Regions from separate parts of the Homo sapiens genome. Here region 2 is linked to region 1. Evidence: read pairs that join two places in POLR2A ChIA-PET (ENCODE). Cell type or tissue: HepG2. All regions are shown on one strand. Links, peaks and the distances in the headings refer to the core of each region. The heading gives the core; the rest is flanking DNA.

Region 1 (2,912 bases), core at 104-2,603:
GTTTTGTCAATGACTTTCTTAGTTTGAAGATTAAAAATAATATTAAGGTTGCAGTGAGCTGAGCTCACGCCACTGCATTCCAGCCTGAGTGACAGAGCAAGACTCCATCTCAAAAAAAAAAAAAAAGAAAGAAAAAAAAAAGAAATTAGCTCTTTTTATGATATTAGTTGCAAATACTTTGTTTTCTAATTTAGGACCCCATTAAAAGACAACTACAATTGCCTAAAACATAGTAGCTGCACTTTCACTATCTATTTGTTGAGCAAAAATGCATAATGATTAAAAAAAATTGTGAATTCTTTTTTTTTTTTTTTTTTGAGACAGAGTCTTGCTCTGTCACCCAGGCTGGAGTGCAGTGGCACGATCTCAGCTCACTGCAACCTCTGCCTCCTGGGTTCAAGCGATTCTTCTGTCTCAGCCTCCCAACTAGCTGGGATTACAGGTATCCGCCACCATGCCCGGCTAATTTTTGTATTTTTAGTAGAGATGGGGTTTAACCATATTGGCCAGGCTGGTCTCAAACTCCTGACCTTGTGATCCACCTGCCTCTGCCTCCCAAAGTGCTGGGATTACGGGAGTGAGCCACCGTGCCAGACCAATAATTGTGAATTCTAACCATTCATCAACTCTTGAGCTCCTGTGATTGTGCCAGGCGCTGTGCCAGACAGTATGGGCACAGAGGTTCCTACAAAGGGTTCCTGCTGTCATGGAGCTGGGCAGTTAGTGGTGATAGAAGCAGACAGCACAGTAAGCAAATCATTTCAGATTGTGAAAGGTGACGTGAGTTGAGTGAGAAGAGTGTTCTGGGTAGAGGGAGCAGCTAATGCAAAGATGCCACTGAGATGGCAATGGGCTGGGCTTGTCTACAGGACAGAAGGAAGGCCCATGTGGGCTATAGTTTTGTCCAAGGGTAGATGAGGTTGGAGGGCAATGGGACCTATCAGGCAGGGCCTGTGTGCCATGGGAAGGAGTTTGGATTTTCTTCCAAATGTGACAGGGAGGTCTTTGGAAGGTTTTAAGCAGATGAAAGCTATGATATGTGTTTTAAAAACACCACTGGGTAGAGAATGAAGGGAGGGTCAACAGCAGATGTGGAGAGACCTGGCAGCTGAGAGCATATGGACCTTGATCTTAGGGAATAGCAGTGGAGACGGTGAGACGTGACTGGATTCAGGTGAATTATGTGGGTGTTATTATGTCATTAATGACAGCTCACCTACCAGGACTAGGAGAGTGTATGAGATATTTATTGTGTGAAGCTGTGCTAGGGCCCACAGGCACTGGGGACCCTCTCGCTTGACTACTTTGGCTCACACACAGTAAGCCTGAATCCAGTTCTTTTTCTACAGGATCTGCTTCCCATTTGGGGATATTGTGGGGAGCAGACTCTGGAAGAGGGATCTCCAGCATGTTGGTGGGAGAAGGATCATAGATGTCTTTCCTTACTTTACAACTGAGTTTAGTCCTCATTGAGAGGACTGTCTCACCTGTTAAAGATAATAGTGAGCACATTCACAATCTCCCTTGATAAACAGTTCTAGTAATGAATTAATCTTAGAATGGTGATGTTCTTAATGTTTTATCTGATTATTAAGATAAACTAGATTTTTCAGGCAGTTTGCCTTCTAGTAACATCTGAGTATTATTCTGACACTTCCAAGGAGATTAATGTTCTGTTTCTCATTTTAACATATAGACAAGTTGTTTTTTAAAATGACTAAGCATTTGCCGGGCACGGTGGCTCATGCCTGTAATCCCAGCACTTTGGGAGGCCGAGGCGGGTGGATCACGAGGTCAGGAGATCGAGACCATCCTGGCTAACACGGTGAGACCCCGTCTCTGCTAAAAATACAAAAACAAAATTAGCTAGGCATGGTGGCGGGCGCCTGTAGTCCGAGCTACTCGGGAGGCTGAGGTGGGAGAATGGCGTGAACCCAGGAGGCAGAGCTTGCGGTGAGCCGAGATAACACTACTGCACTCCAGCCTGGGTGACAGAGTGAGACTCCGTCTTAAAAAAAAAAAAATGCTCTTTGCTGGCAGCATTTGAGAAGTTGTGACTTCTGAAAGGTCAGACATAAAGTAGTGTCCCCTTTTGTTTTTTGGTCCCTTTTGCCTATAGACTTTGTCCCCTTAGTCAATCTCAGCTTAAGTGTTCTTGTTTGAGTTTTAAATCTCTTTAGCAGGCAAAGTCTTGCTATAATTTTGATCTGCTCTTTAGAAATTTTTTTCTAAAAGTTGCTTCATGTTGGAATTTTGATCTTTAATTGGTATTGCTTTGTGTTGTGGTGGTGAGAATTTGAGATTTTTAAAATGTTAAAATTTCTTGTGTTATTTTAATCCTCAATTAAAAAAATTAAATGATCAAAATGAAACACCAGGTGATGGAAATTTAAATTTCAATTATATTATTTCGATTGCCTTTCAGTTCAATACTGCATAAATCCAATAGGTTTTAAGTACTTTAAAAATAAAAAGCAGTATTTGAAACTGAAGATGAAAGTCTTAGTGCTTTTACTGTGCAGATAAGGTGGATATTTTCAGAAGTCAGTAATTACTAGATCTCTGATAGGATTGTACATAACCCAGAACCTCAGTTAAATTCTGTTCTTTCACAGTAGACTGTTTCTTTTAATGTGTACAGGCTGCTGCCAATTTTAGAATTCAGTGGAAACTTTCTTTTGTCAATGCCCTTTCTGTAACCAGAGTGCTTCTTTTTTCCCTACCTTTTGGTAAGCAAGTTATTTTCAACATTATTCTTTTTATATTTGTAAAATTAGAACTTTCTTCATCGGAAAAAAAGTGTTAAAATGTGAAAAGTTAACTTGCCCTATCTCTTCAATCCCACCACCCAGTTTCTGGGTATTCTTCGAGAAACTTTCCATGCACATATGAACATATATACACATGTGCGT
Region 2 (2,912 bases), core at 321-2,820, 280 kb before region 1:
TGAGCCACCACATTCGGCCGAGTATTTCTTACACTATTAAATCTTTTCAAAAAACACAATGGCTGCATAATCATTTACTGTGTAACAGTCTGTTGTAGAGACAGACACGTGGTCTTATCTTCTAGAAAAAATTTGTCACAAGGGACTTTAATATAGTGAGTCTGATGGAGAGGATGGTGTCCTCAATATCATTTTACAGCAAATTCAATAACACATTTCATCTGGCTGCTTTTGACCTTTAATAAAAGCCAGGGACTCAACATTAAAATGCCACTCCAAAGGCAGTTCCCGGAGGGCACTGCCATCCAGTTATGAAGCTTTCTGGTGGCCAGCTCCATCCCAGGATAGGATTTAGGCTGCCAAGTGGGTGGATGCACTGTGTGTCTGTAAAGCATCTCCCACCAGCGGGACCACATCTCTTTTAAGAGCAGACAGAGCTGGCCTGGGCCCAGGAGCTGGGCTTGGGCATTAGGCATTCAGTTAACAGGCGTTCCTGGCACCCACCATGTGCAGCACCCACAGGGGCCTGGGGCCCATCCCAGCCTGCCAGGTGCTCCTCAGGCCGGGGGAGGAGCTCACTGAGCCAGGCTGGGGGCTGGGGTGGGCTTTAGGGGTCTACTGAAGGCTATATGTACATGTACATGGGCCTTACCCCAGAAAAGAGGTCCAAAACTTTGCTCCAACTCTCAAAGGCAATCATGACCCTGAAAGAAGAAGAACCCCTAAACTGGGGGACATCTTCTGCGTGTTGGCTTCTTTTTTTTTTTTTTTTTACTTATTTATTTACTTTTGAGACAGAGTCTTGTTCTGTCACCCAGGCTGGAATGCGGCGGTGCAATCTTGGCTCACTGCAACCTCCGCTTCCCGGTTCAAGCAATTCTCCTGCCTCGGCCTCCCAAGTAGCTGGGATTACAGTCCCCTGCCAGCATGCCTGGCTATTTTTTTTCTATCTTTTGTTATGCCTGGCTATTTTTTGTATTTATTTATTATTATTATTATTTTTAGTAGAGACAGGGTTTCACCATGTTGGCCAGGCTGGTCTTGAACTCCTGACCTCAAGTAATCTACCCGTCTCAGCCTCCCAAAGTGCTGGGATTACAGGCGTGAGCCACTGCGCCCGGCCATGTTGGTTTCTTAAGTGTCCGTGCACTCAGGCCTAGAGCACTGCAGGCCAGCAGAGCGTCCAGCCACTGGCCCTGGTTTCAGGCTCAGCCTCAGCTTCCTCTTTGCGAAAAACAAAAGAACTGCGATTAGATGCTCTCTAAGTTTTTAAGATTGTCTTGAGACTGGCCTGCTTCCGCCACTTACAGGCTGTGTAATCCTTGGCAAATTGCTCAGCTTCTGTGAGTCTCAGAGTTCTATCTGCTTTGTCTAGTTTTGGGAACCAGTTTGGGTCTAGTTTTGGGAACCGGAGAGAGCCGTGTGAATTCTCGGGATAGTAGCCCTCTCAGGGGGCGCACGTGTGCTTCTGAAGAGCAAGGTGTTAAGTGACCAGTGACCACTAGGGTGTGTAACAGGGGTGAGCAGACAGCAGGGCTCTGCAGGGACTTCTACAAGCAGAGCCAGGCCTGAGTGGGGCTGCCCTGAAGCCACCCAGATGGGGACAGCAGGGTTGCCTGTCCTCTGCTCTGGCAGGTACTATGTGGGCGACACCATGGACGTTCTGTTTGAGAAGTGGTTCTACTGCAAGGACCTCGGCACGCAGTTGGCCCCCATCATCCAGGAGTGAGCCCCCAGCCCAGCCCCTGCCTCTTGCTTTCCTGGGGCTCTGCATCAGCACCTGATGCCCTGGGAGAAAGTCTCCCCTCCCAGGGTGGAGATCCTGGCCCAGAGAGCCCACTGCCAGGCCGGGGGGAGGGGGGAGCAGCAGCCCCGCTGGGAGGGAAAGGATGGCAGACACACAGCTGTGTGAGAGCCCCATGAGTGTGTGTGGGCACCTGCACCTGACCGTGAGTGTGGTGTATGTGTGTGTCGCTGGCCACTCCGATGGGAGTGCTCGCCACTCCTGCTCCTCCCTGTTCGTCCTTGCAGGTTCTTCAGCTCTGAGCAGTACAGAACAGGAAAGCCCATCCCTGGTGAGGCCGCTGGGAACTGCCCTTCTCCTTCCCTCCCTCCCCTTCCAAAATAGGATGGGTTTTGGTCCAGGGGACCGGGGAGTCTCTTTTTGAATACTCTGCCCAGTCCTCAAGGTACTAAGAAGATGGCAGCCAATGGTACCTCCCACATGGCTGCTTGATCATTGAGCTGGATACAGAGCCTGTTCTGGCAATTGAGACCTGGGGCCCCTGGGAACTGGGCCCACTGGGGCTGGGTGGGCTGGGTCCTGAGGACACCGACTATAGTCATGCTGTGGGTGCAGACCAGCTGCTCAAGGAGCCACCATTCCCTCTGAGCACACGATCCATCATGGAGCCCATGTCCCTGGATGCCTGGCTGGACAGCCACCACAGGGAGCTGCAGGCAGGCACACCACTCAGCCTGTTTGGGGACACCTATGAGACCCAGGTAATGTAGTCCTGGGGCATCCGGGGCATCCTCCCACAGCAGCCCTGGAAAATGGGAACCAGTCTCTCTCTCACTGCCTCTCTCTCTCTCTCTTTCACACACACACTCACACACACACACACACACACACACACACACACACATTTCAGAGGTTGTAGACATGAGCATAGGCCTTTGTGCTCCCTCCCTGACGCAGAAGGCGATGGCTCTGCTCCGAGTGAAGTCTGTGGAGGCTACATGGTCCCAAGCAATTTTATGATCTGAATTCACTTTCAGAGTTGGAGGTTCCCCCACTCACTGGCAGCTTCCTGAGGGTCTGCAGTTTTCCCCTCGCTAGGAATTCCTGAACCTTCAGCCAGTCACACCCTTGGAAGCCAAAAGGGAGAGAGTTGTTTGGGAGTGAGGGT

Evidence for each region. Peaks named below come from ENCODE experiments on the same cell type or tissue, not always from the same donor. Only the 100,000 strongest peaks of a DNase experiment are listed, where the experiment ranks them.
Region 2: POLR2A ChIA-PET joins it to region 1 with 6 read pairs; 3 of 35 experiments call an interaction of 5 or more read pairs at or near these places.

Annotation. Positions count from the first base shown.
Region 1 is chr2:42,484,562-42,487,473 of GRCh38, reverse strand. All of the region lies in intron 1 of KCNG3 (potassium voltage-gated channel modifier subfamily G member 3), which reads left to right. Among named protein-coding and RNA genes, the nearest start is that of KCNG3, 8.0 kb to the left of the region's middle. In HepG2, for the core only: no CTCF peak of the experiment used is centred there; a DNase peak (open chromatin) is centred at 1,143.
Region 2 is chr2:42,769,306-42,772,217 of GRCh38, reverse strand. HAAO (3-hydroxyanthranilate 3,4-dioxygenase) reads left to right here. Exons shown (of 10, transcript NM_012205.3): 5 at 1,636-1,725; 6 at 2,032-2,075; 7 at 2,360-2,505. Among named protein-coding and RNA genes, the nearest start is that of OXER1, 6.6 kb to the right of the region's middle. In HepG2, for the core only: a CTCF peak has its summit at 1,472; a DNase peak (open chromatin) is centred at 1,487.